Linked DNA regions of Homo sapiens: regions 1 and 3 are each linked to region 2. Evidence: chromatin loops called from intact Hi-C (ENCODE). Cell type or tissue: endothelial cell of umbilical vein. All regions are shown on one strand. Links, peaks and the distances in the headings refer to the core of each region. The heading gives the core; the rest is flanking DNA.

Evidence for each region. A loop is a pair of places that touch in the nucleus more often than their neighbours do. Peaks named below come from ENCODE experiments on the same cell type or tissue, not always from the same donor. Only the 100,000 strongest peaks of a DNase experiment are listed, where the experiment ranks them.
Region 1: a loop joins it to region 2, with 24 times the contacts of the local background. A loop is called at or near these places in 2 of 110 quality-filtered maps.
Region 3: it touches region 2 in a loop (10-fold over the local background); 18 of 110 quality-filtered maps call a loop at or near these places.

The regions. Positions count from the first base shown.
Region 1 is chr1:65,205,059-65,212,628 of GRCh38, reverse strand. All of the region lies in intron 2 of AK4 (adenylate kinase 4), which reads right to left. Among named protein-coding and RNA genes, the nearest start is that of AK4, 61 kb to the right of the region's middle. RefSeq lists an enhancer at 5,092-5,171. In endothelial cell of umbilical vein, for the core only: a CTCF peak has its summit at 3,173 (motif pointing right); a DNase peak (open chromatin) is centred at 3,168; H3K27me3 peaks cover 152 bases.
Region 2 is chr1:64,683,015-64,690,584 of GRCh38, reverse strand. The region is part of intron 26 of CACHD1 (cache domain containing 1); the gene reads right to left. Among named protein-coding and RNA genes, the nearest start is that of RAVER2, 58 kb to the left of the region's middle. In endothelial cell of umbilical vein, for the core only: a CTCF peak has its summit at 3,661; DNase peaks (open chromatin) are centred at 2,664 and 3,524; H3K27ac peaks cover 1,861 bases.
Region 3 is chr1:65,072,171-65,079,740 of GRCh38, reverse strand. It overlaps the pseudogene LOC100129205. Among named protein-coding and RNA genes, the nearest start is that of MIR101-1, 17 kb to the right of the region's middle. RefSeq lists silencers at 4,096-4,145, 4,166-4,215. In endothelial cell of umbilical vein, for the core only: a CTCF peak has its summit at 4,155 (motif pointing right); a DNase peak (open chromatin) is centred at 4,170; H3K27me3 peaks cover 284 bases.

The sequences.
Region 1 (7,570 bases), core at 1,220-6,219, 520 kb before region 2:
TAGTCCCAGCTACTTGGGAGGCTGAGGTAGAAGGATTGCATAAGCCCAGCAGGTTGAGGCTGCAGTGAGCTGTGACTGTGCCACTGCACTACAGCCTAGGTGACAGACCAAGATCCTGTCTCAAAATAAAATAAAATAAAATAAAAAGTTGGGTGGGTGAGCATGGGTGGATCCTAGGCTGAGCACAGTGGCTCATCCCAGCACTTTGGGAGATTAAGGTGGGAAGATCACCTGAGCCCAGGAGGCAGAGGTTGCAGTGCACTGAGATCGCGCCACTGAATTCCAGCCTGGGAGACACAGGGAAACCCTGTCTCAAAAAAAAAAAAGAATCCTAAAATGTTACCCTGTCTATCTTTCTTCTACCTACCTAAAAAGCAGGGCATCATGGTGGCATCCTTATAACACAGTTACCATTTGTAGAGCATCCCTTATGTGCCAGATATATTACATGCAGAGGAAAAGCCAAAATTGTACAGGCTTGCAAAGGCCTACCCATCTGGGCCCCTGTCCTGCCACCTCTCTCACCTCATTTCTCTGTCCACGTCTCCGTGCCAGCCATACCGGCATCCTTGCAGCTCTCAAGCAGGTGCCCACCCTGGACATTCACAGTTCATATTCCCTCTGCTTTTGCTCCAGATACCCATGTGTATCCTCAGCTCTTCCAAATCTTGGCTCCAGTGGTGCCTTGTTAAGACTTTTCTAACTGTCCTGTTAAACTGCACCTCTACCACACGCCAACACTCCTATTCACCCTTTATTTTCTTTTTGTTTTCCTTCAGAATATTCATCACCATTTGCCATATATGATTTACCTTATTTTTTAAGTGTTTCTATTCCTACCAGAAGTAAACTAAATTAGAGTAGAACATTTTAAGTTCTTGTTTACTGCTATAACCTTAGTGCTGTAAGCGTGCTTTGCACACAGTAAGTGCCGAATGAAAATATTTGTTGAATGAGTAAATATTATCTCAAAAGTAACAATAATTCTGTCAGGTAGGCCTTATCCCCATTTTAAAACTGTAAAAACCAATGCTGGGAAAAGTGAAGTGACTTGCTCAAGATCACATGATAAGTGACTAATCTAGCTTTAAATCAAGTGCTATTTGTCTCTACAATCACACGCCATGTACCACACCATGCTGTCTTCCTCCTGAACAGAAAACTGCAGACTGTGAGAAGCAAATTCTCAGACAGGGAGAAATGCCTGATCCTGATGTCTCTGACAGGCAGCTTACAAAACGACTTGAGAAATCTAAATCTTGTATGGCTTCAGGAACCGCCTGATCCAGTGCTACACGCACAGACCAGATTTTCTCCCCACATACACACAACAAATGTTCTGCATCTTGCTTTTTCTCTTTGGAGATTTTTTTCTTCATATTACATATTACTGTCTCATTCTCTTCTGCAGAGACAGGGTCTTGGTTTGTGCCCTAGGCTGGTCTTGAACTCCTGGCCTCAAACAATCCTGTTGCCTCAGCTTCCCAAAGTGCTGGGAATCATTCTCTTTAATAACTGCAGAGTACAGCATGGTTTAGATAGAGCATAATTTAACCAATCCCCTAATGGTGGACATCCAAGTTGTTTCCAGTCATACTGCAATGAGCATCTTTGCACATGACCTGAAACACATGACTAAGGAAAAGTTGATTCACAGGAATATAGATCCAGAGGCAAGCTGCCTATGTTTGAGGTCCAGCTAAGCCACTTACTTGTGACCCTGGTTGCTTAACCTCTCTGTGCCTATGAAAATAGTAATACCTAATTCATAAAGTCATTGTGAGAAATAAGCAAATTACTATATGTAAATTCCAGAATAGTGGCTGGCTCAGGATAAATTGCATGGCAGGGGGCGGACGGTACTGGGAAAAAATGAAGGCAATGTGGGACTGGAGGTAAAAAGACAAACAGCAGGTTTGAGAAGAAAGATATGAAGGATAAAGATAGATTTGAGCTTTTAGAAAAGGATGAAAGACACACTAGGAGACAGAATAATAATACCACCACCACCATCACCCAACATGAGATTTTCACATAGGAGAAAGTCCTCGGTAACAGAAAAGACAAGAAAGAAAGTAGCATCCTAAGGGGAAATCTAGGTTTTCTTTAATACAGAAAGTGGAGACTTCTGCAAATAGCATGTGTATGTGGCGAGGAGGGTGGGGGAAACTGTTAAGGAAAAAGGATTCCAGAGGGTACGGTGAGGAGGGGAATCAATAATAAAGAAACCGAAGCGGATATAAAAGAAAGGAGAACAGGAGGATGGCTTACCTTCCTCTCAGAAATGAAAGGCAGAGTTGGAAGTGACTGGCCTCAAAGAGTGCCACTTTCAGGGCGAGTGTGGTGTCCTAGACCCAGCAATGGTCACAGAGGCCCTGGGGATAGGCTAAGGCTGCCTCCAAAGTTTGGGGTGCTGTGTCACAGGTCCTGAAAAGGGGCTCTCTCTCACTCTGGTTAGACATAAGGGCAAGTGCTCTACCAAGTAAGTAGTAGTATTTATTCATCTACAAGACTTTTAAAATATGGATACTCAGCCGAGAAGAATGGTCAACACCTACAGTCCCAGCATTTTGAGAGGATTTCACTTGAGCCCAGGATTTTGAGACCAGCCTGGGCAACAAAGTGAGATCCTGTCTCTACAAAATAATTTAAAATTAGCCAGGCATGGTGGTATATGCCTTTAGTCCCAGCTACTCAGGAGGCTGAGGCAGGAGGATCGCTTGAGTCCAGGAGGCCAAGGCTGCAGTGAGCCATGTTCATGCCACTGCACTCCAGCCTGGGTGACAGAGCAAGACTCTTATCTCAAAAAAAGAAAAAAAAGAAAAAGAAAAACATACTTTTCAGCCACAGATCCACTTTAAGGCTTCAGGGCATACAATATGAAATGGTGTCTTAAATGATGGATTCTATAAGGTAGCATGGGAGCTTCAGCATTCTTTAAATTGATCTACATCTGTGTCTCAAGTTGGGCTAAACAAATCAAAGCAATTCAGGTGTACTTCTCACACCAATCAGCCGCCAAGAACAGAATGTCAGATAAGGTACAGTCAGACCAGCACATTTTAAAGCATTTTTAGCTGAGGGTCATTATCCAGCCAGTAAGATCCCCTGTCGGCAGGGATCACTGACCAACTGGAGTAGAATGCACCCTCAAATTTTGTCAACAGGTGGCAGCATTTATAATTTTTCCATTTAGAGAGAATTACAAGTTGAAGTATGCTTTTACATTTACTAAAAGTAACACTCCAAGAAAGGCTTTCTAAATGACTGACTAGCGTTATTCTAGGTTCCTTAATTAGCCCATTCCAAATGTGAATATATTCCATTAATTGTTGAAGAAGTAGAAATGCCAAGAGCTAACGTAAAATAAAGATCATGTTTAAGCATGGACTGCTTGCTTTCCTCCCTTTAGCTCCTCAGAGGGTCTGTTCCACCGCATGCTTTATCATGCTTCCACACCAGACTATCGCTATCCCTCATCCCCTAACCAAGCCTAGAAAAGCTGCTCACTCTTTTCATTCAAACAGCCAATCCAGATTGAAAGCTGAAATTTTATATTTTTAAATTTCTTCCAGAATCTGTCTTGTTATATCACTAATTATGACATCTACAGGTTGTTTTTTTTAAGACCCCCCCCACAAAATATTTACTAAGTGCAGTGAGATATCATTAAATTCCTGACTGGTATTGTGTTCCCAGCAGTGCTGGCCACTGGGCCTTGGCACCTGCTCCTCCCAGCCATGCCAAGAACCCAAGGAAGGGCAGCTGAAGCAGGAGGTGCTGCGGCAACAAGCTGAGGCAGTGGTGGGGAATAGAAAGTAGGACACTTCTGTTTTTCTAATTTGGAGCGCATTCACTCTGCAGGAAGGGTGCAGAGCCAGAGTCCACCACCACGTTCCCAGGCAGCAAAGCAAGCCCTCCGCCTGATGGAAATGAAAGGGCAGTTCAGAAGGGCAACTTCCAACATCCGCCTGGGTTTGGCAGCTTGTGAAAAGGCTATGCGACATCAGCCCCCTTCCTACCTCCATTAAGATCTGGAGCTAACATAGTTGCTTCGGACCGCCCATCTCTTCCCAGTTGTTGAATAAGTAAGAACCAAGTTACAAATGCAAGCCATTGTTCATGACAATCAATCACTGATGATTAGCTTAAAGTTGAAAGCAGGTGGTTGGTTATTCTTCCACAGCCTTCCCTAGCCCAGGAGTTCAAATCACTCACATCACCAACTGGAAGCCTTAGTAGCAAATTAATTACCACCAAAACCTGCTTCATAAAGGCCTTTTCTCTCTCCTATCGTATACTTTCCTTATCTGTTTACACAATGTTTATTTGTACATGTATCAAAGACCTCCATATTCCATGTCATCCAGTTATTATTAACAGATGGTGAAAAGAAGCAGCAGCTGTCCTACTACGAAAAAGTAAAAAAACAACAAATGCCAGCAAGGTTGCAGAGAAACAGGAACACTTACACACTGCTAGTGGGAATGTAAATTAGTGCAGCCACTGTGGAAAGCACTGTGGAGATTTCCCAAAGAACTTACGACTATCAGCAAAACTATTATTGGGTATACACCCAAAGGAAAATAAATTGTTCTACCAAAAAGACACATGTACTTGTATGTTCATCACAGTACTATTCACCATAGCAAAAACATGGAATCATCCAAGATACCCATCAATGATGGACTGGATAAAGAAATGTGGTATATATTCCATATACCATGGAATACTATGCAGCCGTAATAAGAATGAGATCATGTCCCTTGTAGCAACATGGATGCAGCTGGAGGCCATTAGCCTAAGAGAACTAACTCAAGACCAGAAAACCAAATACCATGTGTTCTCACTTATAAGGGGTAGCTAATCATTGAATACACATGGGCACAAAGGTGGGCACAGCAGACAACAGGGACTGCTTGAACCAGGACCAGGGTGCAGGTTGGAAAGCTACCTATCAGGTACTACGCTACCTTGGTGACAGGATCATCTGTACACGAAATTTACCCGTGTAACGAACCTGCACATGTATCCCCTAAACCTAAAATGAAAGTAGAAGGAAAAAAAAAAAAAAAACAGCAGCTGTGCTCCAGATGTCAGCAACTGAAGTTTATGCTTCCTCCTACCACTCTGTGAGCCCCACACTCCCCACAGTGCTGAGAGCTCTAGAACCCACTTCCTGCTCATGGCAGCTTCCTGGGACACTAGTTATAGATCCCAGGGTTTAAGAGATTTGAAATAAGTGGGTCCTGCCCTCAGGAAGCTTATAGGTTAATAGAAAAAGACCCCAAAGCTGAGATGGGAGGACTTCTTGTGCCCAAGGGACTGAGGATGCAGTGAGCTGTGATCGTGCCACTGCACTCCAGCGTGGGTGACAGGGCAAGATAGAGGCAAGAAGGGAGGTAGGGAGGAAGGGAGGAGGAAGGAAAAGAAAGAAAAAGAAAAAGACTTTAAAAACCTAGATATGCTACAATCACTACTTGGTGATCCACTGATAAGCAGAAGATAAGTACTCCAGAAAATTTGGTTTTAAACCACAAGTGTGCATCTTCAAAGAGGCTTAGGGAAATAAAAGATAAATTCCTTTCAGGTAGGAATTCTTGGGGAAATTCCCAAATGGCTTCACTGAGATCCTCTGGGATCATCGCGAGGATTTTTCCTGAATAAAGACACAGATAAAACTGTTACCTTATAACCCTTGTTCTTAAGTAAGTTATACTAAAATCACTGAGCCCTTTTCCCATAAGGGAAAATGCATATTCCATTGAGGAAGGAGCTGTCATCTACAAACCCCTTGCTTAAAGCCTCTTCTGTTTAAGAATTCTGCGTGGTTTGTTTCTTTTGTTTTGTTTGAGACAGGGTCTCGCTGTCACCCAGGAAGGAGGGCAGTGATGCGATCATAGCTCACTGCAATCTCTAACTCCTGGGCTTAAGGGTTCCTCTTGCCTCAGCCACCCCCCACCCAAGTAGCTGGACTACAAGCAAACATCGCCACACCTGGACATTGGTTTTGTGTGTGTGTGTTTGTGTGTGTGCGCACGCACGTGCACACACGCACACGCAGATGGGGTCTGGCTTTGTTAACCAGGCTGGACTCAAGTGATTCTCCTCTTTGGCCTCTCAAAGTGCTGGGATTATAGGCACAAGCCACCGCGTCCGGCCTGCTTGCTTGTTCTTTGAATATAAGTCCCCATACACAAATTAGGGGAAAACCGGTCCCACTGTATCTCAATTAAGACTAAAGAAATTTGTAAATGATTTCACCATAGGCCCATATTTTTATCCCCAGAAAAGTAACAGAATTCAAGTATACCTTCTAAAGGCTCAGCTACAGATTGCAGGCATGACCTGTCTGCAACTGGATGTACAAGTCTTTACTATATGCCAAGCACTGTTATAGGTACTGGCAATATAGCCATGAACAAAATGGATATAACCTGTGCTTTCTGGGGCCTGCACTGGGGGTGGAGGGATAGGGGAGGAATGGAAAATCGAATATGCTCATAAATACATAATGTCACATTATAATAATGTAAGGAGAGTGACGTAGGTAGACAGAATGGTACAAGACAGACCTTCTGAGGAAGGGTTATCTGTGTAGGGATCTGTATCCAGCGATCCACACGGATATCTGGAGACAGGGCACTGCCGGTAGAGGGAACAGTAAGTGCAAGGGCCCACAGCACAGGTGCATGGCACATACAGGTTGAAAAATAATCAAACAGTTATGGAATATAAACAAAGTTTCATTCTCTCCTGCCCTCAAAATAAAAGATATGAGTGTGCCTGAAAGTAGAAGGAAACACAGAAGCAAGAAAAATTTAAAGTATAAAGACAAAAAATAGTCAATAGAATATCCAATATAACTAGTATTATTGAAATAGAAATCTGAACAAATGACAAAAAGGATATAACACAGGAAAACTTCCCTGAAAGGAAAGAACTGAATTGCAGATCAGGAGGATACACTCTATATAGGACATAAATAAATAACAACAACATCAAGTTATTCTACTGACTTCAAGTATGAAGAAATAACTCTTTAGAAAGTCTATACGGGGTGAAAAAAAATCACCTTGAAACAGGTGGAAAAGGGCTGTGCATAGTGGCTCACGCCTGTAAATCCAAGTACTTTGGAGAGCTGAGGCAGGAAGATTGCTTGAGCCTAAGAGTTCAAGACCAGCCTGGGCAACATAGCAAGACCCTGTCTAAACAAAAAATAAAAAACTAGCTGGGCACAGCAGCATACACCTGTAGTCCTAGCTACTTGGGAGGCTGAGGCGGGAGGATCCAGGAGTTTGAGAGTGCAGCAAGCTATTAACACGACTGCACCATCGCACTCTTGCCTGGGTGCCAGAGCAAGACCTGTCTCTATTTAACAAATAAAAATAAAATAAAATGGGGAACCAGGCCAGAAGAAAATGTAACAATGGTTGCAATGTTTTGAAAGACACAAGAACAACTCAAAAATATCAGTTAGCTAATTTTAAAAAATTAGACATTCTCAAACATATTATGAGCTCTTCTGCAGGGAGGGGAGAGGAGGGAGGGACGAAAAAAATATCCAGCA
Region 2 (7,570 bases), core at 1,629-6,628:
CTCTGTGTTAGCTGCCCCCCACCCCATTTAAATTTAATTTCTTTTGGTATTCTAAGTAATACATGTTTCAAAGGCAAATGCCCTTGCTGATCAAAGGATTCCATTCTGAGATTCCTGGCATGTTTTTAAATATTGCAAAAATCTCCTTTAAACATTTTAAGAAGCAACAGCTCATTAATATTTCCATTGCATCTACAGTTAGCGTCAATCAGCACTTACCCGTGGGTAATGCTAGTCACATTCATGGCTGCAAAATTGATGTTCTTGCATGCAGCCAAGCAGGAGTCATTGGTGGTTGAAATTGTATGCTCTGTGCAAAAATTCTGTCCTCAATGAAACATTACTCAAATGATAGAATTATTTAGCTGTCAGTCCAACTTAACAAATATTTACTGCGTACCTATAATATACAAGTCACTGTGTTGGGCACTGGAAGACATATAAAGATGAAAGCCTGGTCCCTGCATAGGGAGCTCAAAAGCTAATGTTTGAGAAATGAAACAAATATCAGCATTGGTCATTCACTTATTCATTTATTGGAGACCATTATGGGGCTGGAGCGGGAGAAGAGGAAACACGAATAAGAGACGTCATCTTTCCCTAATGATTTTACAGTTGAGTTTGAGACAGATGCTCACAAAACAAAGCCTCCTTTTACACAGATAATGGTAAGTGCTATAACTGAGGTATAATTAAAATCCAGAAGAGGGAATATCTAATTCTGCCTGGGGGAATAAGGAATCTTCAGAGAATGTATATTTTAGTTGGGCTTAAGTGGATGAGTAGGAGTTTGATAAGTGGATATAAAGAAAGGAACAGGATGACCACAGCCATAGAGGTGTGGATATAAAGGCCATCCCTGTTCCATGTGGCTTGGATGAGTGCTAGCAGGTAGCTGGAGGGTAGGGCAGGTGGGAGGCATGAAGTTAAGTCAAATCATAAAGCCCGTGCCGAAGAGTAGCAAATGGAGAGACCACACAAGATACTGAGCAGGCCAAAAAATGGCATGATCATTTGTGTTTAGAGGATGGTGGTTTGGGAGATGAAGCGAAAGGAAAGACAGGGAGCAGTTAGGAGGTTATTTCAACAGCCCGCGTGAGGGATAGAGAATTAAACTAGGGCAGTGGGATTGGACAGATTTAAAAGCTATCTCAGTGGTGGAGGCAAGAGAAATTGGTAAGTCATCAGATGTGGGGGACTGTGGGGGTGAGGAGTAGTGAAAGGTGACTACAACTTCAAGTTATAAGGATAAGAAAGGACAACTCACAGATTGAGTCTCAGGAAAGAAGACACATTTTGTTTATGCACAGCTTGATTTTGAGACTCTGTTGGTCACATATGTGGAGATGTCTAGCCAGAATCTCAGAAGTGTCATCTGCAAATTCAGGGCAGAAGAGGAAGTGTTCACTGACATATGTGTCCACCATAAGCATGGTCGGGCCTGGTTAGTACTTGGATGGGAGACATGTGTGTCCACCATGACTGAGTGCCTTCTTGGTGCCAGGTGCCAGGCTAGAGGCTGGACAGGAAAGGGCTAAGGTGAGGCCTCAGCTCCTGAGAGGCCTACCTTAGGGCAAGAAGGGGAAACACCCATGTGCTAAAACAGAGGCACACAAAAGGAATTCCAAAGCCAATGGACTTGGCTTAGATCCTTGAGGTGACAATTGGGTAGACCTGATGGGAGAAAAGGGGCTAAGTAGGTAAAGACAGGGGTGTAAAGGTACCTCCAGCAGGGCCCAAGCACATGCAATGGTACAACAGCTGGAAGGGCTCTGGTGGCTTCTGGGAATGGTGAAAGCTTGGTGCTGGGGGTTGGGGCGGTGGGAGATGGCACTGGACAGATAGGCTAAGACCAGGTCAAGAAGGCTGGCTGAAGCTATGAGCTATGATCTAGTAGTGGACAGTGGGAGTGGTCAGGGGGCAATGGGGAGGCTGGACAGAAGGAAGGTGGGATCAGAGGCTCAGAGGACAGGGTGCTGGAGCATGGGCCTCGAGGAGATGGCAAGGACATAAAGTAGGGCAGTCGCAGTGTGTGGACTGTTCAAGTGCACAGTAGGCTGGATTTGGTGACCAAATGGACTTGCCTGGTGAAGATGCCAGGGAGCTGACATCCTTGGAAAAGGTCGAGGTTTCTAGGTTCAGATACTGAGCAAATAGTGATGCCCTTACCCAGGATTAAGAGACCAGGAGCCAGAATAGGTTTCTCAGCTTTAGCAGTGCTAAGTCTGGAGTGTTAGATTGGGTGCTAGGCTCCAGAATCTAAGTCACAAACTGCTGTGCATATTAAAACCACCTTATGCTATACATGTAAAGGATTAAAGTAGAAAACAGGATTTTAGCAAAATCCCAGTGATTATTCAAACACTTCCTGGATAGCTTCCCGTCTCTGCTCATTTACAAGCACCCACACACTAACTGATAATTCATGTTAGCATTCGAGGTGTTAGATTCATGGTGGCCCTTCTGCTTGGCTCACCCTCCCACCTTCCTCATCTTGCTATTGTGCCTCATGCTTCAGTTGGAAAGTCTTCTCTGGGAAGCTTTCCCAACCTATTTCCCCCACCCACCTCCAGTCCTGCCAGCCCACATGGGGGCTGGTGCTCCTTCTGTGATTTTACATGCATTCTGTGCACATCTCTTATATTTTGCCATATTATAATAAAAAATATAAGGCTATCTATTCATTAGCAAATTCTTTCTTAAATTGTAAGTTCCTGTTTATCTTTGTATCCCTAGTATTTAACACAGTGACTCACACAAAGCAGGAACTTAAAAACAACTGCTGCCCCACCCCCCACCAACGCACACTATACTCTCAAAGCAACAGCATCAGTGAATTTTGTAGTTACCTGTGGCTTTGCCTGGTACAACATTCACTAGTCTCATCTAATAATGCAGACATTCTAGGATACACTGGACTCTGTCCATGGGTTATGACAGAGTCCAGTGACACTCTGAACCTGGCTGGTCACAGGTCCTGGGTTCACATCCAGGACGGTAGTGATGGTGCAGCTGTCTCCAAGGCAACTCAGGAGGGCACCCATCTCTTCATCTCAGGATGGCACCCCCATCTCTTCTGCTACTGCTTTCTGATAGGAACCTCAACAGAGGTGCTTTCAGAGTAAAACTCTCATACTAAGGGCATTCCATTTAATTTCCTTACTATGATACCATTGCTCAACTCCTCTGTAACTTCCTCTTATTTCAATCATTAATGGAAATCTGAAGAGGTCAGGGGAGAAGGGAATAGCAAGTTGTGGAAAAGCAGGAGAAAGACAAACACATTTTCGTATTCAACAAATTAATTGTTTACTCAGTGCCAGGCAGTTCTGCTGAGCACTGGGAAGGGTGATGAATTAAGACAGACATAGTCCCTGACTCATGGAGGAAGACGCACTATTTGAAACACAAAGGATATTTGCAAACACTTTCAAGGAAAAATTTATTTACTATCCAAAGGCTTATGTAGCAAAGTGTCTGCAAATACAATCTCAAGTGGGAAATGGGCTTTAGAAAGGAGGTCAGGCATCTATCAAAAAGAGCCGAGATTAGGTTTTTGTTCTTTGACAGTCTGCTTATATATTTATCTGATAGTTCCTAAGAAACTTTGTTTGATTATAAGGGGTGTGACGTCCCTCTGGGGACTCACTCACCATCTCGTGGCCACAGAGAGTAACTGCAGGAGAATGTTTGTGCACCTCTAGAAAATGGTCTTACGTTCATCTACAAAGTTTTTTGACCAGGTTTTTAAGGTTCAGCATTTGCTTTTTAAGTATTTTGGAATTTGCCACAAACTAGGGAGAAATCTTCCTCTACAAAGAAAAAAATGTTGCCTAATATACACTTACATAAAGTTTCTGATGAGATAGTAACCAAAATACAAATTCACAAGGAACAAATAACGTACAGGTGTTTTTTGACTTAAAAATAAGCCAATAGATGATTGGACAGAACATGATATTTTTAAGAGAAATGGGCAAAGCAGATAGATAGTTGAAAACACACACAGGTAGTAATTGTTTCTAACCTCCACTTGTGAGGGTAACACTGCTGAAAATCAATCATTCTAAGTGGTCTTAGACTATGGGCCAAAATGATTCTACTTTCAAAAAACATTCTCAATTGGAGTAGTTTTTCTTAAGATACAACAATTAAAATTAGATTCTTTTGAAAAACGAAATTCTGTTGGCCACATAAAATATTTCTAAATAAAAATACACCCTAAAGTTTCTAAGTTTAGTTTGGTAACATTCAATTTTCATTCAATTCTAGGATCACAACTCTGAACTCATACCATGAGAGCCGAGGCCGTTGTGTAGTCATGTATTTATAGACTTAATTCTTTTGAGTTTCCTTTTGTGTAACACACTCAAGGATTCACATGGAAATACGCTTATCAGGGAGCAGAGAATCATGACGCCACAATCCTACCAGTTCAAGGGCCAGTCAATGCCATGTTCCTCCATGGGGTTTCCCATAATTTACTCGCAGATAAAAGTGAACTCTCACCCCTTTCCTTCTTTGTTTTACTCTTTTAAGGAAGCTGTCATATTCCACCTTTTATCAAGCATATGAATACATGCATTCATTTATAGCTTCCTCCTAGACTGTAAATTTCTTCAGGGCAGGGTGGGCACAGAGGTAGGGAGGTCAACCCTGAGCACCGTGCCTATCATATGTCATTTCATTTCATCCTCATTGCAACTCCACCCAGCATTTTTTTTTTCTTTTTTTTTTGAGACAGCCCTGTCTCAAAGAGCTCAAAGAGTTCTTGGCTAGAGTGCAGTGGTGCTAACATGGCTCACTGCAACCTTGACCTCCTGGGCTCAAGTGATCTTCCCACCTCAGTCTCCCGAGTAGCTGGGACTACAGGCACGTACCACCATGCCTGGCTAATTTTTTTATTTTGTAGAGACAGGGTCTCACCATATTGCCCAGACTGCAGTAAAAATTTTTAATCCTACCTTAAGTGTTAGGAAACTCAGGTCTAAGGTAGCTCACTAAGGTCTCAACAGCTTGTGGAAAAAAAAGGGGGAGAAGTAGGCTTCAAAGTGAACTGGCTTTACCCTATCTCCTAAGCTCTTCCTCTACACCAAGCTGTCTTGAGGAAGTAACAACTCCCATCTGTAGCCCCCTCCACCTCCACAGTGTACAAGGGTACAGTCATGTCTTGTGTAATGACAGAGATACATTATGAGAAATGTGTCCTTAGGTAATTTCATCATTGCACAAATGTCACAGAGTGTACTTTCACAAACCTAGATGATACAGCCTACTACACACCTCGGCTATATGGCATAGCCTATTCTTCTAGGCTACAAACCTGTGCCACATGTTACTGCACTGAATACTGTAGGCAACTAAAACACAATTGTACACAATACTGTAGGTAATACTATAGGTATTTATATATCTAAACATAGAAGAGGTACCAGAAAAATACCGTATAAAAGATTTTTTAAAATGGTACACCTGTGGCCGGGCGCAGTGGCTCACGCCTGTAATCTCAACACATTGCGAGGCTGGGGTGGGCGGATCACCTGAGGTTGGGAGTTCGAGACCAGCCTGACCAACATGGAAAAACCCAGTCTCTTCCAAAAATACAAAATTAGCCGGGCATGGTGGCATGTGCCTGTAATCCCAGTTACTTGGGAGGCTGAAGCAGGAGAATCGCTTGAACCCAGGAGGTGGAGGTTGTGGTGAGCCGAGATCGCACCATTGCACTCCAGCCTGGGCGACAAGAGCAAAACTCTGTCTCAAAACAAAAAACAAAAAACAAAAAACAAAAAAGGTACACCTATATAGAGCACTTACCATAAATGGAGCTTGCAGGATTGGTAGTTGTTCTGTGTGAGCCAGTGAGTGACTGGTGAGTGAATGTGAAGGCCTAGGACATCAGTGTACACTACTGTAGACTTTATAAACACTATATATTTAGGCTACTCTAAATTTATTAAACTTTTTTCTTTCTTCAATAATAAACCTTTGCTTACTGTAACTTTTTTGCTTTATAAACTTTTAAACTTTTAAAACTTTTTGACTATTTTGTAATAACAGGTTAAAATACAGACACATTGTACAGCTGTGCAAAAATATTTCCTTTTGTTATATCCTTATTCTATAAGCTTTTTTCTAGTTTAAAAATTTTTACATTTCACTTTTTAAACTCCTTCATTAAAAAACTAAGACACAGTGTCTCCAAAAAAAAAAAAAAAAAAAAAGAAGAAGAAGAAGAAGAAAAAACAAAGAAAATCCACGAATATGACTAAATGGCGATAAAATACCAAAAAAAATTTTTACCACAAATGAGATCCTTGATATGTAAGGAATGATACAGTTTTGAAGTGCAGTGAGCTGAGATCGCACCTTTGCACTCCAGCCTGGGTGACAAGAGCGAGACTCCGTCTCAAAAAATAAAGCACACACACAAAAAAACTAAGACACAAACACACACATTAGCCCAGGCCTACACAGGGTCAGGATCATCAAGATATCACTAGGCAATAGAAATTTTTCAGCTCCATTATAATCTCATGGGACCCCTGTAGTATATGCGAAGTGTTGTTATGCAGTGCATAACTGTGCATAGCAGATGCCAATACATCCACCAAATAGGAGAGTAGAGCATACACAGATGAGCAAGAAGTGTGCCAACAAAACAATTAGATTTCCTTGTTTAATGGGTGTATGTAGCTTTGCCTCTAGGCATCACAGGGACATTAACTCAATGTCACCATTTTTAGTGACCCACGTACTGGTTCAAAGGATGCCAACACGCATTTAAATTCTATTGATTTTATGATGCATTTGGAATATGGGGAGTGTCAATGCCTTCCCCTTCTTTTGGTGTTGCATTCTGTCTGCATGAGAAACTATTTTTCATACCTTGGGGATAACATGGATCCAATTATGGAGAAAAATGAAAGGAACCAAGCCCTTAGCTGGATGCCTTAGTGTTCAGATACTGACACTGCACCCTTCCTTTTATCTAAGCTGTTGCTTCATATGCCATTTTACTGAGACAATGGGAGAGGCTAATGGAACGTCATAAACATCACTCAGAATCCTAATTTGGTATTGATGCAATTCCTATTGAGGAACAGAGAGAAAAAGGATTCAGTATTTCAGAGAGAGAAAAGGATTCAGTATTTCTGCTGAATAAGAAATTATTTCTGTTGAACTTTAGTAGCCTCAAACCTGTTTTATTATTCAAACGAGAAGGCACAGAACTGCCTGGCAGCAGGAATTTATGCAAGTTCAAAGGTTTGTAGAGAAAAAAGCAAAAAAGTCAAAGAAACTGAGAAATTTAAGTTCTGCTGTGGTTCTCCATAGAAACCTGAAGTTTCTATTTAGTTGGTGGGAATAATGTCATTCAAAGCCCAAATTAACAGTCTCCAATTTATAAAACAGAGCTTTAGCTGCTCTTATTTGCCAAAGGGAGTTTGAAGACCTGGCTGTAGTGTAAATGGTGACGTTGGTTGCTCTGAGGAGTATCTATTTTTGCATTTTTTAGTGTAGATACAGGGAATACAAGGTTTGAGGACTTTTTTTTTCCAGGATAGGTGTGGAA
Region 3 (7,570 bases), core at 1,050-6,049, 390 kb before region 2:
ATTACTACAGACAGAAAACTTATCAAAAACTTATCTAAGAGTATAGCCATCTGTAGGATGGTTGGTCAATAACTGAAGCAAAGATACACACAAGTCACAGGGGCAAAGGGGAAAAGAATCCTGAGTGCATGAATGCATGGTTCTTGTGACATGTTTATCTTTGTGCTAGAGATGGACATAGCACACTACCATAGTAGAAGATCAACACTGCTGTTGGTGGAACATTCCATCTTTAGGAGAAATTTAAGGACACCTGACTCTATCCTTAGAAGGGAAGCATTTGGATATTTTTGGGCTATGGTCTTGGGTGCTAGAGGGAGTGAGAGGTTTAACTGAAATGTAGTGAGCAAAGAGTTTAAAAGCTATTGTGATTCTCAAGCAACATTATCTTGTATGTAAGAAACTGCAAAGAATCTACAAAAACGTATCATAACTAGTAAGTCCGTTTAATGAGCATCAAAAGAATAAGATACTTAGGACTAAATTAGACGAGAGAAAGGCAAACTTGTACAAAACACTGCTAAGATAAATTTAAAAGGACTTATATAAAATGGGAGAGATATGATGTCATGGGTTGGAAGATTCAATATTGTTAAGATGACAATTTCCCAATATTGATGTATAAATTCAGTGTAGGCTGAATGCGGTGCCTCAAGCCTGTAATCCCAACACTTTGGGAGGCCAAGGCTGGAGGTTGCTTGAGGCCATCCTGGGCAACATAGCAAGATCCCGTCTCTGCCAAAAAAAAAAAAATTAGCTGGGTATAGTGGCATGTGCCTATAGTCCTAGCTACTACAGAGGCTGAGGCGGGAGGATCCCTTGAGCCCAGGAGTTTGAGGTAGCAGTGAGATATTATATGATCATGCCACTGCACTTCAGCCTAGGTGACAGAGCAAGACTCTCTCTCTAAAAAAATAAATAAATAAAACTAAATAAAATAAATTCAATGTAATATCTGTCAAAATCCTAGTAGGCTATTTTTGTTGTTGTTGAGACAGAGTCTTGCTCTCTGCAGTGGTGCAATCATGGCTCACTTCAGCCTCAACTTCGTGGGCTCAAGCAATCCTCCCGCCTCAGCCCCCCAACTACCTGATATTACAGTTGTGCACCACCATGACTGGCTAATTAAAAAACATTTTTTTTTAGAGAAGAGGTCTCACTATATTGTCCAGGCTGGTCTCAAACTCCTGGGCTCAAGCAATCCTCCCACCTCAGCACCCCCACTACCTGAGACTACAGGTGTGCACCACCATGACCGGCTAATTAAAAAAATTTTTTTTTGAGAAGGGATCTCACCATATTGCCCAGGCCAGTCTCAAACTACCAGGCTCAAGCAATCCTCCCACCTCAGCGCCCCCAAGCAGCTGAGACTACAGGTGTGCACCACCATGTCTGGCTAATTAAAAAAAAAATTTTTTTTAGAGAAGGGGTCTCACTATATTGCCCAGGCTGGTCTTGAACTACTGGGCTCAAGCAATCCTCCTGCCTTGGCCTCCCAAAGAGCTGAGATTACAGGCATGAGCCACCATGTCCAGCCTTTTTTTCTTTAAATTGACAAGCTATTCCTAAATTTTATATGGAAGTGGCTGCCTAAGGATTGATCACCATCATGAATGACACAATAACTACTTGAATCAGGAAGTTTATGACCAGCCAACTCCTTGAGATGAACAAATCGTCATTGATGTCCTTCACCCTGGAAAGTTATCAGTACCCAACACACAAATTTGGGAGATGAACAAATGTTCATTGATGTCCTTCACCCTGGAAAGTTATCAGTACCCAACACAGAAATTTGGGAAAAACTATCCAAAATGTACAAGGCTACACTGGATGTCAGTTACTTGGGAGGCTGAGGCATGGGAATCACTTGAACCCAGGAGGTGGAGGTTGCAGTGAGCCAAGATCACACCACTGCACTCCAGCCTGGGCGACAGAGTGAGACTCTGTCTCAAAATTAAAAAGATGCTGAACATCATAAGTCATCAGAAAAATGCAAATTAAAACCAAAATGAGATACCACTATACACTTACTAGAATGGCTAAGACAAAAAAGATTGACCAAGTGAACAAGTGTTGACCAGCATATGGAGAAACTCACATATTGCTGGTGGGAATGTATTTGGATTCAGAACTCATTCTGGTGGTGGCAAGACAACCGGCTTTGATGTGATTTATGATTCCTTGGATTATGCAAAGAAAAACGAAGCCAAACATAGACTTGCAAGACATAGCTTGGATGAGAAGGAAAAGACCTCAAAAAGAACACAAGAACAGAATGAAGAAAGTTAGGGGGACTGCAAAGGCCAATGGTGGTGCTGGCAAAAAGCCACAGGAATAAAGATGCTGCATGACGTTATCTGCAGCCACTGTGTGGACTTTTCATAAGAAGATTAATAAGCTAATAACTTTCATGTGGCAAAAAAGTTTATATGAAAGTGCAAAGAATCCAGAATAGTGAAACAATTTTGATAAAGAAAAAGTTGAAGGATTTACCTGATTCTAAAACTTACTACAATGCCACAGTAATCAAGAAAGCATTATAAAGACAGAACAATAGATATTTAGATAAATGGAAGACTAGAAAGTCCAATAGCAGACTTCACACTTTTGTTGTTGTTGTTGTTGTTGTTGTTTTTGAGACAGAGTCTCACTCTCACCTAGGCTGGAGTTCCGTGGCATAATCTCGGCTCACTACAACCTCTGCCTCCCAGGTTCAAGCAATACTCCTGCCTCAGCCTCCTGAGTAGCTGGGATTGCAGATGCGTGCCACCACACCTGGCTAATTTTTGTATTTTTTTTTTTAGTAGAGACGGGCTTTGCCATGTTGGCCATGCTGGTCTTGAACTCTGGACCTCAGGTGATCTGGCCTCCTCGTCCTCCCAAAGTGCTGGGATTACAGGCATGAGCCACTGTGCGGCCCACGCTTTGGTTCAATTGATTTTCAAGAAACGTGCCAAATAATTCAGTGGGGAAAGAATAGTCTTTTCAACAGAAGGTGCTGGAACAGCTGAATAACCACATGCAAAAAGATGAAATTTGACCTTAACTTCACATTATATACAACAACTTGAATAAAACAGGACAAAATCTTTGCAGCCTTCGATTAGGCAGATTTCTTGCACATGACAGAAAAAGCATGAACAATCTAAGACACAGCTGACAAGTTAAAACTTTATAAAAATTAAAACTTCTGCTCTTCAAAAGACACCACTGAGAAATGACAATATTTGCAAAACATACATCTGATGAAGGACTTGCATCCATAATATATTAAAAACTTCTAAAATTCGGCAATAAGAAAATAACCCAGTAAGAAATGAGCAAAATAGACCACGCATAGTTGCTTATGCCTGTAATTCCAGCACTTTGGGAGGCCGAGGCAAGAGGACTGCTTGAGCCCAGGAATTCAAGACCAGCCTGGGTGACATGGTGGAACAAAAGAATACAAACAAATACAAAAATTAGCTGAGTAGGGTGGCATGGGCCTGTAGTCCCAGCTACTTGGGGGAATGAGGCGGGAGGATCACTTGTGCCCAGGAGGTTGAGGCTGCATTGAGCCATGATTGTGCCACAGCACTCCAGCCTGGGTGACAAAGCGAGACCCTGTCTCAAAAAAAAAAAAAAAAAAAAATTCAAAACAAAATGGAAAGCAATTATGCCCTTATGACACCTCCTTCCTCTTTGGCTGGCCTCTGAAACATCTGGTGCCTCAGTAACTCTGGGGTAAATTTCTCCTTGAGTTCTCCTCCCCAGAGCCTTGGAAGGCCTTGAGGGAGACCTGGAGTGGATTGACTAGCAAGTAACCCTAACCCTGGGGAAGCATCTTCTTTCTCTTGGTGGAGGTTAGAAACAGAAAACTGACAAACAGGAGCACATGTAGAAGACCATGCACAGGATGGCGAAGGCCTTATAATCACGTCCTAGTCATTCTTCATTCTTCCATCAAATACTTGTTGTCTTCACTCTGCCAAATAAGTCAAATAAGTGCTGTGGCTATAAAACAATGAACATTACTGACAAGGTGCTTGCTCTCATGGAGCTTATATTCTAATAGTGTAAAGCAGAGCACAGAGCATACATAGCTGGGTGGATAAATAGAAGAAAGTAATAAGAAAACAACGTTAAGTCCTCTGCAGTTAAAAGGGTGAGAGCACAGAATGACTGAACCACAAGAGGGAGCCAGTCGTGCAAAGACCAAAGGGAGGCACATCAGAGGCACCATTTCTGTCTTAACTGCCATAGCCATTTGAAGCCCTCTATTCCATCTTTAACCAGCTTAAATTTCAGAGTCGATCTGTATAATCACTCCCTGAACTCCCTGACCACTTTAATTCTGCCATGCTGGTGGGCAAAACTGCAACTCCGGTTAAATCCAACTTTCCACCCATACTGTTTCTGTACCCATGAGCTGGTCATAGATGGAAAACAGACAGACAGATAGACAAACACACCCACCCACACACACACCAAGCTGTTTGGTCTTACTTTAAAGGTATCACTAGGAACTTAAGTAGGCCCTTGCTATTTTCCCAGCAAATGTCCTGTATTTCCCTGGTCCTTTCACTCTCCTACTCTATTCATGGACATTTTCATCTCTGTTCTTCTCTTCTCCCCCATCCTCACTCTCAGCTGTCGACTGTGCTTCTTTCCTCACTGAAAAAACTGAAGAATCAGAAGAGAACTTCCATTCACTCTTACCATGCACACTTATCCATGCAGGGGTACGGCTTTAGGCCCTGCCTTTCTCCCTGTCAGTAAGGAAGCACTCTTGGTGCAGCCATGCAAAAGCCTCCACTTGTGCGTTAGATCTCACCCCTCTCGCAGAATAAAGAACACTAGACCAGCAAATCCTCCCTGTCTACCCTACTTCATCAATTTTTCCTCTACTGGATCATTTCTATCAGTATACAACCATGCTGTTGTGTCAACCATTTCAAAAACAAAAATCTCCTCTTGACAGCACTTCCCTTATTGGTTACCTTCTTATTTCTCTGTAACCCTTGTAGCCAGTTGTCTATACTAGCTGTCTCTAATTCCTCTTCTCCTATTATTCTCTCTTAAATTCTCTCCAATCCAGCTTTTGTGCACCACTGAGCTGAAACTGATCTTTCCAAGATCAACAAAACCAGCAAAACTCTATCAGAAGGAAAAAAAGAATGAGGCAGCTGTAAGTTAGGGAAGACGTGTTAGGGGAAGGAAATGGGCAGAAGAGGACTAGACTGAGTACCTGTAACAAAAGAATTCCTTACATGTGTTGTATTCTTTCCACTCCGTTTGGACCATAATTATATATACATATATGTATATATATTTCCTTATTTTCTTTGGAATCTAGTGTTTCCCAGATTGTCAAAGCAGGCTATTAGAGTGAAATCTGAATATTAGACTAATCTGCTCACCATTTAGGGAAAAGGAGAGTAAAACAAAATCATAGCAGTGAGAGAGCTTTTATTTTATGTTTGCTTACCTCTGAAATTGACGTGAAACCTCAGAAACCTAAAAGTCTCTTTAACCTAACCAGGAATGATTTAAACAGTCTAAGAAAGAGTTGCCCCCAAACAATATCCCTCTATTCTAAGATAAATGTAGTTGTGGTAATTTTGCAGCTATCCCTTTTTAAAAATGGCCCAGCCAGGAATTATGTATATTAACCTCAGGTAGCTTTGAAAGTCTGGCTGCAGTACTGTGCTTTCTGATCTTATCAGTGAGAACAACTGTGACTTACCTCAGTGAGGTGGCCTCACTCCTTTAGTGGGCAGGGTGATTCCTATGGATCTAGCACCAAATGAGGTAAACATTTAACAATTACATTTAACAATTGTCCCAATCAGTTGGTTAATATAGGGAATCTCATTAGACAGTGCATATCAGTGTCTGGGAAAATGCAAGTAACAATCCATTCATGAGTTATAAAATTAATTTGATGGGTCGACCAATTTTTTAAAAAATGAAATAAAATAGAAAATATCAGAGTGCATTACACAGACTTAGGATAAGACATAGTTCGTGAGACTTTGGTTTCAGTTGTGAAGAGGTATGTTCTGGTTCATAAGATTACAATTTTTTTATTTTTTATTTTTTATTTTTTTTTGAGACAGAGTCTCGCTCAGCCGCCCAGACTGGAGTGCAGTGGTGCGATCTTGGCTCACTGCAACCACTGTCTCCCGTGTTCAAGCAATTCTCCATCTCCATCCATAATGCAATAACCAGTGTGGCAGAATGTACTAATCAAAATTCGAGAACATTTGGACATTTTCCACATCATTTTCAGCATCATATATCACTAGGCATGAGCAGAAACAAGAGGAATCTGGGGCACTTTAGAGTGGGGCTTTCATGTGCAATACCAGTAAGAGCTTGAACTTTGTAAGTTAAACTACCATAATAGAGATGTTACACTTTACAAACTATTTCACAAACTTGATTTCATTTGAGTTTCTTGTCCATCCTTTGTAGCAAGCAAGGCAAAAAGGTAGCAGCATCTGTGGCAGGTTTCAATGATCCATCCAGTTTAGATCACAAGCCCAGCCAGCAGCTGGGAGGAAGGCTCTTACCCACAGTCCCAGAGAAAGAGCTGGCAAGGGTGAAAAACTATATGTGGGCTCCAGCCAAGTAAACTGGGGTTCGGGGCAGAAATCCAGTTCCAGGAGGGAGAATGGGAAGGGTGAACAGGAACTGGGGCAGAAGCCCAGATAGTAAACAAAGCACACAGGTGGCGAGGCCCATCCTCGGGCACATTGGATTCCAAGCTCACACCCACAGAGTTCCAGAACTCCATGCCTGGCTTTGAAGAAGTAGCAAAGAATATCATGTGGATAAGGGACATGGTGTAGAGGTTATCAGGCACCTGCAAAGGAAAGAAGAGACTGTAGGAATTGGAAAGTTAATCAATCAGCCTGGCATGAGTAGGGTTGCCAGATAAAACACAGGATGCCTACTGAAATTTGGATTTCAGATAAACAATGGAAATGTTTTAGTATTAAGTATGTGTCATGCAATATTTGGGACGTGTTTATGCCAAAAAGTTATTGTTTATCTGCAATTTATATTTAACTATGCGTCTCATATTTTTATTTAATAAATCTGGCAACTCTTCCTGTGGGTGTGATGGAGGATGAGGCTGGAAGGCTTGGCAGAGCAAGATCACAAAGGGTCTTGTGTGTCATGCTTGGCAGATAATGGGGAGCCAGGAAAGTTTTTTAAGCAGGGGAACAGTGTAACAGGGTTTGCATTTTAGAATCACTGTAGTAGCCTGTGGAAAACAAAACAGAGTTCAGAAGGACAGGAACTGAGAGACCAGAAAGCTATTTCAATAGTTCAGATTTGAGGGAAATTGAAAATAACTTAACCCACTTCACAGTTCTGCCTAAAGCTAGCAAGGCTCCCAGGTTTCCAGGTTCACTTGGGCTACAGAGACCAACTATTCTTTCAAGAGCTACTCTTTGTTTTTGTTTTATTTGAGATGGAGTCTTGCTCTGTCGCCAGGCTGGATTGCAGTGGCGTGATCTCGGCTCACTGCAACCTCCACCTCCTGGGTTCAAGCGATTCTCCTGCCTCAGCCTCCTGA